Regions from separate parts of the Mus musculus genome. Here region 2 is linked to region 1. The links are chromatin loops, found by intact Hi-C in ENCODE. Cell type or tissue: left cerebral cortex. All regions are shown on one strand. Region 1 holds the start of Rbm45 (RNA binding motif protein 45). Region 2 overlaps Pde11a (phosphodiesterase 11A).

Region 1 (8,000 bases):
TCCAGCAGCTGCAAACACGGCGAAACAAAGCTGGTCTGAGCTCATTCTATCTGCAGGGAGGAGTTATGACTCTACAAGGACTAGGAGGTCAGGGAAAACAAGATGTACTTTTGTTTTCAGTCTTATCAACATAGACATAGAGTTTTAAATGTCAGAGCTAGCAGGTACTTCACCTATACCCTCCTCTTAGCATACTGAGGAACATACCACAGGAAGCCAGTTAAGACTGACTTCTGAGAAACAGAAGGACCTAAGAAGAAAATCACAGTGTGGACTTTAGAGGCAAATAAGAATTCTACTGATCAACCGCAACTCTTTCCTGTATATACAGATTTTTATAACAGTCTAAAGCACAGAGTTTAGTACACCTCTTATTTGCTGAATTCAATTTTATATATAACATTAAACATCCAACAATTTGCCTCTATAGCTTCAAATTATTTACCCGTGATAGCAACTCTTACCAATGCCATCCTTAATTTGTATGTTTGTTAGTATAATAAATCCTTCTTAGGGCTTAGGTCAAGTAGGAACAAACAGAATCAGATCTGCTGGGCACAGGGGCATTCGCCTGTAAAGCTGACAGCTAGGAGGCCAGGGCAGGGGAATCACAAGTGAAAAGTCTAGTCTGGGCTACACAACAAGACTCTGTCTTAAGAAAAACAACAAAGAAAAATACTTTTAAAAACCTAAAAGGGTAAATCAGTTTTCAATACTTTAAATTACAAAATAATTTTTAAAGCCCCAAACCTATGCAAACAATGAGCCAGGAGTGTCCTGCACTTACTATGGAGGATTCAGCCGATCGTGTTTCTCAGGATGGCATCAGTGCATGACTGATTCATCAATGCAAAATGTTTTCAGCCTTGGATCTGTATAAATACCTGCTACACTACTTACATGGCATAGCATGGAAGGCTGTTATTTATAATAATGAGAATTTCTTTTTAAAGGCCTTTTAGCAAAGTTAAAAACAAAATATAAAAAAGTATATTCTGGGGCTGAAAAGATGGCTCAGTGGTTACAAACACTTGTGGCTCTTACAGAGGACCTGGGTTCTGTTCCCAATACCCACATGGAGGGTCACACTCATCTGTAACTCCAGTTCCAGATCTGATGTTCCTCTGGCCTCGGCAGGCACTGCACCCATGTGGCGCACAGATGTACATGTAGGCACAACCACCAAACACATAAAATAAAACTTTAAAAGCCCATTCTTACTTCTATCACAGTTTTCTATTGCCTGGGCAGCTTGTGATGGTTTTAAATAGCGCACGTAGCCCAAGCCTTTACTTTCTCCAGTGACTTTATTCTTAATAATGCTGCAATACTCGATATCTCCATACACCTACAAGAGTCAAAAGAGATGACCTTAGGAGACTCACAATTGAATAAGATAGTCCAAGACTGAAAATTATACGTATTTGTGTCTCGTGCGTGCAAACAATGCAATCCTTCAAGGTGACACACACATTCTATACTGCTGATTTGACAGACAATGAAGCTGAGCCTATAGAAATCTTGCCTAAGCCACAGAGAAACTAAACTGGGAGAGAAAGGCTTGTCCACACTGTCTCACTCAGTAGACAGGTGGGCGTGCTCTGGAACTGGGATTCTGAGATTCAGCCCTAGCTCAACCACTCAGTAGCCAGGCAGTTTACTCTCCTCTGTCAGCATCTTCAGCACCTCTGACCTCACTGGACTGCGAAAGGTTAAATGGACTGATCCAGATTAAACGCTTAAGAGTCTAGGAGACGCTCAATACGCAGCAGTATCTGTTGAAAATGTTTACGTGTCTCCAGCAGCATCGTGAATGACTGACTGGATGCTCTTTTGAGGATCAGTTCAAAGCAGAACATAATAGTCTACTCAGAAAATTAGTGTTTGGGAGAAACACACAGTAATGTTTAATGTTGGAAGACACGTAGGCTTATAAACTCATGCTATGTCATTTAGTATGTATTTTACAAAATTCTCTTGTAAACAAGTTTATTATATATTTAGATTAAGGTGCTTTATTATTCTCTGAGAAAAAGTTAGGTAAACATTTTCTTACTATTGGAGGAAGTATGGAGTACAAATTTTTGGAATCTGTTATTTCTGAAGGTCAACTGGAGTAGGGCCAAAGACATATGAAAACTATTTTTTCCTGCTAGCTTCTTTCTTCTTGCTTGTCACCCACCTCCAACTCACGGTGTTAAGAGGTTAGACAGAAGAGAATACCATAAGAAAGCAACCACCTCGAAACAATTAAAACCGTGTTGAGTTTCTGTTGAGAAAAACCTACAAATAGTTGCTGCCTACAAAGATTTAAAATTATTTGTCCAAAGTCATTTTCTCTGATTAGCAGCTCAGAGCTGTAACGTTTTCCCTTAACTGTGACCCACAGAGAAGCTCAATCTTAGGATAAAGCTAGCTGTGAGTGAGTGTGATATCAACATAGCACAGGCCATGATCAGAATTAGCCAGCACAGCTCACGTGCTCAGGCCGGTGACTCACTCTGTGGAGGGGCAAGATAAATGAGAACCAACCAGTGCTTTGGAATTTTGAGAGCAGGCTCTGGGGGCAGAGAGGGCTTATATTTTAGTGCTATCACCTATAGCTGTGTAGTCTTAATGAAAATACTCAGCGTTTGCACTTCATTTTCTCAACCTAGATCTTATGATGAACTCTCATTACAATCGTCCAGCTGTTAGTGACTGTTAATAACAATGTTGAGGGCGGAGCTATGATGATAACACAAAAGTACCTTGAACTTCTCCCGCAGGTCTTCTTCTGTATAGGACTTTGGTATCATAACAAAGATTCTCGTGAGTTCTTCATCTTCAACATCCCTGTGACTTCCTGATGATCGGGACTGGGCAATGAAAACCTAAGAAACATATAAAGCCTTCAGAATAACGCTGTGTATTCCTTAAGCATATTACTTTATAACCCTGGCTACAGTTTAACTCTGTCTGTAGGCCAGGCAGGCCTTCAGGTAATATGGAACACCTTATTCACAAGGACCCATGAGGGGTGCTCTGTGTGTGTGTGTGTTTCCTTTAAGGAGGGCAGTGTGTATCACTGAAGTGTGAGAAAACCATGGAAAACGGAACACTGCAGGAGGCAGAAACTCAAAAGACACCGAATATAAAAACCACGACACTGTGTACTTTTGTGGAAGAGAACACTGGGTCCAGGAGAAGGAGAGCTTACCTTTGCTCAGGAGACAGCTTGCTATAGAGGCAAAGGACCCTACTTACAAGACAGAGTTAGAGGCATATCCCTAGGTGGTCTATTTTAGTTATTTCTTCAGTAATACCCACCATATGTCAAGCACTGCCAACGGTATTAGAAGAAATGGGCAACTCTAAGTTAATTTAATCAACACACCGGTAATGAAATAGCCAAAGAAACATACAAGAGAAACTCGAAAGAAAACACAAATAGTAGATAAAAGGGGAACCTTGGATAAATAAGAGCGGGGATACCATCAGATCACAAATTTCTAAATTTTCGAGCCTAAAGAGCTTATAAAGTCCCCTGATTAATGACTGTATCTATATAGCGCACATGAATGACCTAGCACACACCTTGTTCTCAAAAATTTTAACCCCGTTCCTCCCTTGCTCTCCCCCCGCCCCCATTTATTTCCCCTTCTCTACGTGCTCATGGCTGGCCTCTTCTTTCTTCTTCCTTTTCTTTCTCTCTTCTTCTTCTTCCTCCTGCTCCTTCTTCTTTCCCTCCCCCTCCTCCTCTCCCTCTGCCTTTCTCTGCCCCTACTACCCTCTAACTCCCCTCCCCATGCCCAGGTGCAGCATAGAAGAGGGGCTGGAGACACTCTAGCCCACAGTCCATGAACACTCGTAAATGGTATTCTTACAAAACCCAAACCAGAATTCCCCCACACCTTGCACCGTTTTCTAGGTTTGCCCCTTTCCAGTATAGCATAGCTTGTCACAAAATACTTTTACTTTGATAATTTTCTGTTTATAGGCATGGTGCTGTAATTTTTTTTTTACTTAAGAGATCCTTCAAGCTTTGTAAAAGTAAAATACACGAGGAAAAAAAACCCTAAAACTAAATTTTCTAGTCGCGAAGGTAATTACAGTGTTCGAGAGAGGAAGCTCAGAAAAGTTTTCACAATAGACAGGAAGACGGGGACAGGAGGTTGACTGACTTACGAGGTCAGCCACAGTTGTGCTATCCTTGGATGTGGCTACCCAATCTGTTCCCAGGGTAAGAGGCTCCTTTGGCCAGAGGCCGGGGATCCGCTCCTCCAAGCCATCCTCGGCACACTCACGGTGCGTGCAGAATCCAACCCCTCTCCTACCAGATGCACAGCATCCCCGGCGCAGCAAAGGGGCGGGAGAGACCCCAACCCATACCGCCGTCACCCTCGCGAGCACCCTCAACCCCGGGCACCCATATCCCAAACACCCCAACCTGGGCATCTCTACCTCACACACCCTAAACCAGGCACCTCAGCCCCGCACCTTGATGGGCTTGGTGTCGCTGGGACCCAGGCACTGTCCGTGCATCTCCTCCATTGCCCGGCAGGCCTGTGAGCTGCGCGCGAACTTGACGAAGGCCACGCCCTTGGACTCCTTAGTGTGCTTGTCGCGCACCACCCAGATGTCCTGGATGTCTCCGAAGGGCGAGAAGCGCTCCCTCAGCACCAATTCGGATGTGTGCTTGCTGATCACTAGAAAAATGCGGCTGTTGGGCGGCTCATCCAGGCTGTCTACGCCCGGGCGGAATCCTCCGCTGCCTCCCAAGCCGCCGGCGTCGTCCATGGCGCCCCACGCGGGACCCAGGCGCAGCCCCCCTGCAGGCCCTGTTCACCCGGCAGGTTCTCGGCCGCTTCCCGGCCGCTTCCCGGCAGCTCCCCGTCTCGCCCCACGCCGGTAAGCAGCTCCGCTTCCGGAAGAGCCGAGAGCCGGAAAGCAGGTGCGTCCCGCAGTGAGGTCTGCGGGCTTCCGGGAACATTCTGCAGCGCCCCCTGGTGCCACGGTGGACTCAGCAATCTCAAATCTTCAGTCCCAGGGAAAACCAAGAATGGGTTTATGCAAACCACTTTGCCCTGTGGCTAAAAAGATCCACCTGCCTGATTCTTAAGCCTTCCCAAAGCTGGCTTCTACTAAGCCTGTAATCAGATTGCTACATTTGAGGCCTCCTGGGCTACATAGTAAATTTGAGGTCAGCAAAAGCACCACACCAAAAATATACAAAAAGCAGGCAGGCTTCACTCAAAATGGTCCATAGAGACAGGTACAAAGGACCATTGCGTTGGGGTCTTGCAGTAAGGGGGAGAGACTGGACTTGGTTCCAGTAAGATAAATGGAGGACAGTACAATATGAGTTAGTATAAGGACAATTACTGAAGATCGCGGGGTAAGAGAGACTCTCAGTAGATCTGCTTCCCAGAACTTAGGCTGTAGATAAGTGATAAGTTGATAAGTAATAAAACATTAACAGCCGGGCAGTGGTGGCGCACGCCTTTAATCCCAGCACTTGGGATGCAGCAGCAGGTGGATTTCTGAGTTTGAGGCCAGCCTGGTCTACAAAGTGAGTTCCAGGACAGCCAGGGCTATACAGAGAACCCCTGTTTCGAAAAACCAAAAAAAAAAAAAAAAAAAAAAAAAAAGACATTAACAGCAGTCAGACATCAAGGATAAGAATTATGGCGAAACTGACTTATCAGGATTTGTCCTCCAATTAGATTCCCCTAGAACAGAAAGCTGGAAGTTGGATCTAGTCAAGCAGAAGACCTGGGGGGAGTTTGTCTGAAATTTTGGTGAAAACACAGTCTTCATCACCGTTTTGGCGTGGCCTTGTTAGGATGGGTGTGGCCTAGTTAGAGTGGGTGTGGCCTTGTAGGAAGTGTGAGGTTGAGCTTTGGGAGTTTCAGTAGCAGTGCCTTCTTTCCCTCTTGTCTTTGGACCTGGAGGTAGAACTTCCAGCGGCTTCTCCAGCACTATTATCTCTGCCTGCTGCTATCCTTCCCGCCATGATGACGGTGGACTCAACCTCTGAAAGTGTAAGCCAGCCCCAGTGAAATGCTTTCCTTTATAAGAGTTACCGTGGTCATGGTGTCTCTTCGCAGCAATAGAATACTAAGAGTTAAAACCATAGAGTCTGATGGCTGAAAGGAGCCTTTTACAACCATGGAATCCTTATCCCTATTTTTAGAGATGAGGAAATCTGAGGCTCAAAGTTAAGATGCACAGGTAACAGAACCAGGCCCAGAGGCAGCTGTGTGTGTGATCTACGCAGCTACCGCAGCCCATCCAAGATGCACGAGCAGGGAGAGTGATGGATGCACATCTGAGAACTACGAGAAATTAGAGGGCCCAAGCAAAGTGCGAAATGCCCACTGGCTTCCACGGCATATTAGTGAACCTTGGTGATGAGGTGAACAGGCATTTAGGACAAAGGACTGGGTTAGCCTTTAGTAGCACAGGAATCGCAGAGCTGGGCTAGGGACGCACCTCCTAAAATGCCCATACCGAGGCTGCTAAGATCGGGCCATCTATGAAGTCAAACACATCCATGTTTATTGTGCATCAGTCATGCATGCCAGGAGCTAGAGACTCAGGGCTGGAGAAAGAACCATCACTGACTCTTGTGAGATTCTCTACTGCGGAGTAGAAATAATGTTACATACTAAATAGAGCAGGTGTCAGGCATAATTAGTGAAGTCATCCATTCATTCAATTGACCTTATTTTTTTTCCAAAGATTTTTATTTAACTCTATTTTATAGATATGAGTGTTTTGCCTAAATGTACCATCTGTGTCCCATGTGTCTGCAGTATCCGTGCAGGTCAGAGGAAGGCATTGGATTCCCAGGAACTGAAGTTACAGATGGTTGTGAGCTGCCACGTGTGTACTGGGAGTTGAACCTGGGTCCTCTGGAAGAGCAATCAGTGCTCTTAACCACTGAGCCATCTCTCCAGCACTCAGCAACACAGGGTCTCACTACCCAGCACAGGTGGGCTTTTAACTAAATCTTCTTTGTCTTGGCTTCCCAAATGCTGGGATTCCAGATGTATACCACCACACTTGGAAACTAAATATTTTGACTTTTAATTATGTGTTGAATACTGTGTTCCACACAAGAGATAAAGTATCAAACAAATGGCCACTCTTTCCTCTATCATGAAGTTAACAGTTTAGCCTCATGTAGTTAATGATTATATAGAGCTCATAGTTTAGGGCTATGAAATGCATGTGTACAAGGACACAGGAGACATTAGTTTTCCAATTTCCTTTGACTATAGTGCCCAAAGCCAACTTCTGTATTGTCTAACTAGTAGTCTCTAAGCGTCAGGAATTACAGATGTTACAATGATTTTGACACAGGGGTTACAATCGTTTTTTCCTGGCATCACACTCTGTGGAAGGAATGTTCTGTTTACCTTCAGCTTAGAAAGTACAGGGAGTAACTTGCACTAAGGTTCCACTTTTCCTTGTCTTAGAAGGAAGACCAGTCAGGTGAAAACAATGTCATCATTTTATTGACGTGAGGAAGTGCAAAGATCACGAGTAAGACAACTTGCGCACCAGCGCCATCTAGTGGGAAACCGTTTTCTTAAACTGCAGTGCCTGTAAAATAAGAATATTGATTCTCATCCTGCACGTTTAGAGCTTATAGTATTTCCTTCAAGAGAAGCACTGGGAAACTATAGGAAAGGCATTTATATCTGTATCACCCAAACATGAAACATCGTATACTCGAGAGAGGCAAGAAGCGTTTATTTACACTACTAAAATATAAGCTTGCGATCCTAAATTCACTCATCTGAATGGTTCTGTTGGGTATATTTAGTATATTCATCACATTTCCCCTGGTTTTGCCCTAAACAGGATTGTTTTCCTTCTCTGAATCATGGAACCAATAGCAAGACTGAGCACACAGACTCGCATTTCAACCTTTCACCTATGGGGATCAGGGAGTTGCAGCTATAGAGGAAAAGCCATGGGGAAGGGAGAGGCTTTTGCTTTTCAGTACTGGC
Region 2 (8,000 bases), 240 kb after region 1:
GAGTCATGATAGCCTAGCTGTTACCCTTGGACATTCTGCATAAGATCTTAGTTACTTCATAGAGCAAATGAGCATAATAAAGTATTGTGACACTTAGGGACAGTGTTCAGATGCAATATTCAGTTATAATTGACATACTTGGTCCTCTCTTTCCACTGGTTCCACATCTGTGAATTCAACCATGGGTGGGAAGGATCCTAAAAAAAAAGTATATCTGTAGTAAACACTTGCAACCATCTCCCCTTTGTCAGTGTCTCCTAAGTAACATAGAACCACAAGTGTCTACTAGCTTTTGCACTGTGCTACCTAGGGATATATAAGCAGTATACAGAAGATTCAGCCTATATAAGGGTACATAGCTTATACACAGTACTGAACCATTATAGAGAAGGTATTGGAATGTCTGAGGATTTGGTCTATGGGAGAGGGTCATGGAATCACACTCTTAAAGCTGTATAAAAGAGCTAGCCTTCGCAAAAGTTGGGTGTTTGTACTGACTAGTGCATTGCTAGCTTTGATCTCCGTTGAATTCTGTTTGTTCATCCTCAGATTAATTTAGGGATCATAACTCTTTGCCTGTTTGGTTAGGCAGATCACTTCCTGCTTCGAGTTTGAGTTCAAAATAGATTAGCCTTTCTTTCATTCTTTGATTCAGGCTCTGCAAGCTACATCACTGTCTAGTCAGGCATCATTATAGTGTACCTTGGCACCACTGCAGTGCACCCTGGAACCAGCAGAACAGCCTGCCACCACTGCACAAAACCCTAGCATCACTGCAGAACACGCAAGCACCATTACAGAACAGCCTGGCACCATTGCACTATGTTGCAGAAAATATTTTTAAAATCTCAGTGCAGTGTTCCTTCTTATCTTAATGGCTTATGTTCTCAGATGAAAGACACACACACAGCCTTTATATTTTAATATGCCTTAGGCAGCACAATAGCTGGACAACTGCCTACCCTCCATGTTGTTAGAATCTGTTTTCTTACTGATAACTCCGAGTTACTACTTATTAATTTCTGTGTTCGATCTGGGCTGAGTAGTACACCCTGACCCCATTTCAGTACACCTTGGCCCCATTGCAGAACACCCCAGCACTTTGGAGAACACCCTAGCACCTTGGAGAACACCCTGGCCCCATTGCAGAACACCCTGGCATCTCTGCAGAACACCCTGGCCCCACTGCAGGTGCAGCTATCCCAGAGCACTTCTGCTTCTTCCGGGTTTGCCCAGTGCCTGTCACCTGTGTTACCATGTTTGCTTCTGCAGAAAGTGACAGGACCTGGAAATCACAACTTCATATCTATCTTGGCATAGAAGGAAGTCTCTTCCTATTGCCACATGCTGGAAACTTGAGCTCATGTTAGTCACAATCCACCAAAGGTAAAAGAGAGATGTGTAAGCTACATGTCTTCTACTTTTTCTGGTCTTTAAAAATGGAATGACTGCCATCGTACCTAGATTTTATCTAACAATCGAATTATCAATACAATTATTTTTGGTGACTGCTTTTCTAACTTTCTTATAATTTAGTTATAAAACTCTATTGTTAAAATTCTTTTACCTAAGTATGTAATATTAATACCTCACAGCTCTTAGATGCTCTTAAAGCGGGATGATGGAACAAAGAAAGGAATTTACAATCATTTAAACAAATTTACTTTTATGATCTTGATTTCCATTCTGCGCAAGCAGCCAAACACTCCAGATAAGCCGTGTTTCTTTCCACTCATATTTTCCCAGAGCGTGGTCCTCGGAACAAAGGGGAAACTTTACCTAAAGGTCAGAACACAGAGAGCACAATAGGAATGTAGATGTGGAATATTACGTCCTCATTTGGAGCATCAGGAATTGTTCTTCAGGGTGTCCTTCACGGTTATTGCGAATGAAGCCTTACCTAATGCAGGCGAGAATATTTCCAGGAAGTGTAGGTCTGGGTGGTAAGGGATGCCTCACACGGTTTTATGATCAGAGAGAGGAGAAGAATGAGGGTCAAACAGAGAGTGAGGGAGAGGCTAGGCAATCAGGAGCCAGGCGTCATCTACCCCACCTCCCCAGAGCCTCCCATCTATTTCCTCCTTCCCAGTGTTCACAGCAGCCGTCCTACTTAAGGGCTTCATTACCTCTTGGCTGGGCAATCACAATCCCCTTCTACTTGTTCCTCCTACAACAGAGTGTAGAGTGCATCGCGAGCTGACTCATAGACCTTAAATTGTTCCCCTATTCCCTATCAAAATACAAATGTCCTGGCCTCTGGGGCCCTTGGAAATCTCACACCAAACTACTTCCCTACCCCTGGCTCTCATTTCTCTTCTCAGAGAATTGTATGCTACTTACACACTCAAATGCTTCATAGTCTACAAATCAGCCACCTGCCTGTCTGCCAGCTGATCCTTAATGTGCCCTCAGCTTTCATTATTCTCCGTCCCAATTATGCCTCCCCACTCAGGACCATTCCGATATTCGGAGCTCAATTTAAATGTACTCCAGAAAACGTCTAGTCCCGTGGCTGTCTTTCTTTTGCCCTGCATGATGCCTGTGTATGTTCCTCTGTCTGAAAGTGTGTACCCTGAAGTATGTGATTGTTTTATTTCTCTCCCCTAGTGTTTTTTTTTTTTACACAATTGGTACTCAGAAAAAAAAATGCATACGATAAGTGAAAGCATTTGAGCTGCGTCCACTGTGGTCTTCCAGCACAAGAATCCAAAAGGGAAACCTTTGACCCTTTGAGATTGATGACAAAAGTCTCGCTGCCCACAAACTGGCAGAGCATCTCCTCTGCATTCCCCATGCCATGAATAGAGTTGGTTTTGTGTGGAAGGAAGGAGGGCTGGCTTCAAAGATCTCTTTCCAGACTTTGTGTGAAGCCTCCCTCTATTAGAGTTAAGGAGCCTCCTGAAGTAAGAGGGGAGAGATGAGTCTCCCTGAGGAATCTCCTAAACTCTGAGGAAAATCTCCTCTGGTTGGAAGAGTGAAAGAGCTGGACTCCTAGCACGTGATCAGATACTAATTTCTTCTTTCCTGCCCATTTCCCTTCTCCCTGATCCATTGAGCCAGTCAGTCTTCACTCCTGGACGAAGGTGGTCTTAGATGCATCTTCTGACACACTGAGGTATTGAGTATATATATTGCCTTCTTTCCTGAAGTTAGAAGCCTGTTGCCAAGAGAGTTTACAATGAGCTTCTTTTATTTCCTTATTCTTCCTTCCTGCCCTAAACAGGCTCAGAGCAAGGGAGAAGTGGGGTGGAGATGCAGAGCCTCTGTGAGAGGTGTGTCCTCGCCTGACTTCCGGCTCTCTCTGTGCAGAAGGACTTGTTTGCACAAACCCTCCAGACAACTCCGTGGCGAGCCCTCTCCTGTCGACAATTCCCGATGTTGTAGCTTTGCCCCTCCTGACAGGGACTGACCTTCAGTGATCCATGCATCCTTCCCTTCCCGAGACACAGCTCATCCCTCTAAGTCTGGGACAGGGTTCTTTTTTATTCCTTTGTAGTTGTGGCAAAAATAAGCACGACATGGAACTTACTATTCCAGCCATTTTTCAGCACTCAGTTCAGTGGGTCTAAGTGCTTCACATTGTTGTAGAGCCCTCACCACTCTCTGTCTCCCAACCTGAGACAACATCCACAGCACATCTAACTCAGCTCCCTGTCACCCATGGCAACCACCCCTTTGCCCGTGACTCTGATTTCACTAGGAAGCTCCTGTACATAGAATCACGTGTCCCCTTTCGACCACCTTCACTTCACTGTGACCCATGCTGTTCTAGCTGCTAAGGATGGAGCAGTGGGAATATAAGTGCTATTTATTATACTCTAGCAGAAAACGGGAATAGGTAAACAAGATACCAAGAGAGCGTCACAGTAAAGTGCCATACAGGAAACTGTGTGATGTCTGGTGAGGCTGCATGCAGGAACTATTTGCTGAATGAATCAAATCCAAGAAAGTACAGGCAAAGATTATAATCATAAAGTACAGGAAGAATCTCCTTCCAGCACACACTGTGGGGTGCCACTCCTGGGTGTTGACAGTAATAGTTACAGCAATTCCTGTCCCCACCCTCATTCAGGGCTTTACTTGCAATAACTTCCCCAAGCCCCTGGGTGAAAGTCAATTCCTCAGAAGTAGGTGCCAGTTCAGAAGCCAGAGGACCAGGAAGGGATTGATTTTCTGATTAGTGCAGATGCCTGGTCTCCAGGAAAGCGCTTTGACACCAGAGAAGGAATAGCACCCTCGTGGGGCGGCTTGAAGAACAGCTCTTTCCTGTCTTTAAGCACTATAAAGCCAATTTTATTTTGTTGTTTTGGTTTGGTTTGTTTGTAGATACCATTGCATCTGTCTAATACTTAACAAAATTCCTCAGATCCAATATTCAGTCTTAGGGAGGGCTCCTGTGTTTTCCTTTAGGTGTTGTGGAAAGCAGAGGACCTCTATCAACATCCAACCAGATACTATTTTTTAAGTACATCTTATTTTAGAGCATTTTTTTCACTTTTCATTGTGTTTTATTTTGAAGATTTGTTTTCTTAATTATGTGTCTGGCTGTATGTACACATGAGAACGTGTGAGCACAGCGGCCAGAAGATGGCATTGGATCCCCCGGAGCTGGAATTACGGACGGTCTCACACTGCCTGGTGTGGGTGCTGGGAACCGACCTTAGGTCCTCTGGAAAAGCAGCTGGTACTTTTTTTTTTTTTTTTTTTTTTTTTTTAGTTTTTTTAAGATAGGGTTTCTCTGTGTAGCCCTGGCTATCCTGGAACTCATTTTGTAGACCAGGCTGGCCTCAAACTCAGAAATCCGGCTGCCTCTGCCTCCCAAGTGCTGGGATTAAAGGCGTGCACCACCACGCCTGGCGTAGCCAGTACTCTTAATTGGAGCTCTCTCTCCAGATCCCTACACGTTAGAGAGTGATTTGTTCTTATTGGTTAAGAATGTCACGCATATATGCCATATGTAGAACAATTTCATATTAATAGAAAACTTAGAGAGAGAATGTAGCCTCCCCTTGTACCCCGCATCATGTTTCCTCTACCTTTACCATTGTACATTATTATTATTACTGTGTTTGCTGTAGTTGATGATCATTGCTGTACTCTGTCTCCTAGAGGGCTCCTTTGTTCACCTTTCCTGATTCTTTACCAAATACCTTTCCTGTTCTGGGTCCCAAGATTCCCTGTTGTCTTTAGATATCATGCTTTAAGCTTCTCTTGGATGTCCACATTTCATGATTTCCTTTTTTAAAAAGTATTATGGCTTGTTTTGGAAGGGAGTTAGTAATTTTCTTATTTTTTTCTGAGAACTTCACACATGACCACTGTATCTACATCACTCTTGCCTCTCCCTCTCTCCCTTAAACTCCTCTCTGGTTCCCCCTCCCCCAAGCTCATTATCATTTCTTTATGTTACACACATGCATGCATACACGCACACACACACACTTTAACCTACCTAGTCCACTTAGCTTTGATTGTATGTCCATGAAACAGTGTTCCAGAGTGAGCACTTCGTATGTCTCTCTATCGGGATTGGCTGCCGTTTTCTCAAGCTTAGACTCTGATTCTAGACGATGGTGAGGACGGCCATGGGTGACATGGGTGGTTCGCATCAGAATGACTTACCCTTGACCTTGACACCCTGGCTGAAGTAATGCTCTCAGGCTTCCCACTGCTGCTCTGAGCTGCTCTGATACCTTCTTTCCTTAACTGCACTCTTTGGATATGCAAAGCTATCCCCAACAGTGGAGTGCTATGTTCCATTTCCTTGAGGGGGAACTAGCTACTCAAATTACTTAGTATTTGTTTTCTGCATAATCTTCCCAATTTTCTATAAATCTCTTTATCTCTCTCTCATTTGGGGGTTATAATCCATTATTGCTTTATTTATCAGATACTACCTATGTCAGAGCCTAAGAAAACAGTTTCTTAACAACCAAAAGGGAGTGTGGAGGCTGGAAGATGATCCAGTCACTACAGCATTTGCACAGGATCATGAATACCTAAGTTTGATCCCTAGAAACCATGTGCAGAGCTGTGTAGTTCAAGTGTGAGCTTGCCATCCCAGCACTAGGAAGGAAGAGACAGGTCTATCTTGGGACTCACTGTCCAGTCTAATTGGTAAGCCCCAGGTCAGAGGGAGACACGGTCTTAAAAATACAAAATAGAAAGTATCTGAGGAACAAAACTCAGGGTTGATCTCCACGGGTACTGAAAACACACATGTACATACATGTGTATACACACATGTACAGATATGCACAATGTACATATATGAGTACACATGCAGAAAGTATTTACTGATGCTGGAAATGAGTAAGTGCTGCATTTCTAATAATCCTGTCATTATCCATGTACCTCAAACACTTTAGTGGGATCTATGAGTTCTGCATGACACTGACATTAATGTACCTGTCTTAGTCACTGTTCTGTTGCTGCGAAGAGACGCCATGACTAAAGCAAAGCTTATAAAACAAAGCATTTCACTAGGGGCTGGCTTTCAGAAGCAGATGAGTCCATTATCATCATGGCAAGGAGCGTGGAGGCAGGCATCACAGGCATGGTGCTGGGAAAGTAGTTGAGGGCTACATCCTAATCTGCTGCCAGAGAGAGTGAGCTGGACCTCACGCAGGCTGTTGAAACTTCAAAGCCCACCCCCAGTGACACACTTCCTCTAACAAGGCCACACCTACTCCAACAAGGCCATGGCTCCCAGTCCTTCTAATCCTTTCAAATAGTACCACTCCCTGGTGACTAAGCTCTCAAACACATAAGCCTATGGGTGCCATTCTTAGTCAAACCACCAACATAACAGATCACCTACTATATACAAAACACTTAATCCTTACCAAAACATATCAGATACTTCAAAATGACATGAGTCACAGTATAATGCTTCACATAATTTCAGTCTATAAGAGGACAGACGAGAGGGAAAGTGTGATTGCTGCCCTGTGTGACAAGTCTGGGGTAGAAGTGGGTACCACGTGCAGAAGAAGCATCTAATTCAGAGAGCTTTATCACAGCTGGCTTGCCGAGAAGGTAACTTCCAAGCTGTACTTTGAAAGACAATTCTCAGGAATTTACCAGGGAGAAGGAAAGTTGCAGGTGAGAATGTAGAGGACTCTGGTGACAAGCTGTCAGAGCCACTGAACATCTCTGCACACCAGGATACGGGCAAGCATGGGGCTCCAGAGGGTGGGTCTCGAAGGACAGTTATGATGCATGGAGGGACTTGAATTTGACTCTAAGAGAAGTAGAGAGTGATTGAGCAGCCTTCAGCAGAAGGGCCATGTGATTCGTCTGGCATTTTAGAGGGATCATTCTGCCATCTACAGAGAGATTCGTGCCGCTTCTTTATAAACACAACTGTGTTTCTAACAAGAAGTTGACTGCGTTCTCACTTTATCTCCTGCTGAACAACATTTGGTGGTTTTCCCAAATCAAATCCATCTTTATAGGATTTGTCACCACTGCTGTGGTCTAACAAATGTGCTTCAGGATGGTGGACCAAGTTCCCAAACACAGCAGATGTTTGGAGGAATGAAACATGGTTCCCATGGAAACCTTAGGAAGTAACTGTTACTTGCATGCACGGATTCTGGCGTGCCTGGAATTTTTTTTTCCCCTGTGTGGTATGTGTTTCTGTTACTTCAGTTTTGGGGTGTGATGATTTGGGTGCTTATGAAAGTGTTTCATTAACTGGATGTCTGTATTTGTGCCCAGCACTGTGTGATGTGACTTATAGAGCAATCTCCTAGAACCTTTACCAAAACACACAGAGAAGACAGCCAGGTTCTCACCTGACTAGTGAGCAGATGGGCGGTCATCTGGGTCTAGGAACTTGCTGAGATAGGTTCTGTGGCTTGCATCGCTCAGCTGGCTGCAGATCTGAATCCAAACTCAGGTCTGAGTTTCAAGGACCCATGAAGTCAGCTGGGATGCAAAGGGTTGTTTGAGGACTGTCTTCTCAGTTGAAGGGCTGTGCTCACCCCTGGGACCGT

What was found. A loop is a pair of places that touch in the nucleus more often than their neighbours do. Peaks named below come from ENCODE experiments on the same cell type or tissue, not always from the same donor. Only the 100,000 strongest peaks of a DNase experiment are listed, where the experiment ranks them.
Region 2: a loop joins it to region 1, with 3 times the contacts of the local background. A loop is called at or near these places in 15 of 42 quality-filtered maps.

Annotation. Positions count from the first base shown.
Region 1 is chr2:76,366,908-76,374,907 of GRCm38, reverse strand. Rbm45 (RNA binding motif protein 45) reads right to left here and starts at 4,924. Exons shown (of 10, transcript NM_153405.2): 1 at 4,480-4,924; 2 at 2,751-2,873; 3 at 1,222-1,348. The coding sequence starts at 4,779. In left cerebral cortex, CTCF peaks have their summits at 4,991 (motif pointing left) and 7,566 (motif pointing left); DNase peaks (open chromatin) are centred at 4,962 and 7,549; H3K4me3 peaks cover 1,238 bases; H3K27ac peaks cover 649 bases.
Region 2 is chr2:76,124,512-76,132,511 of GRCm38, reverse strand. All of the region lies in intron 9 of Pde11a (phosphodiesterase 11A), which reads left to right. Among named protein-coding and RNA genes, the nearest start is that of Gm52518, 92 kb to the right of the region's middle. In left cerebral cortex, a CTCF peak has its summit at 4,248; DNase peaks (open chromatin) are centred at 4,215 and 7,520.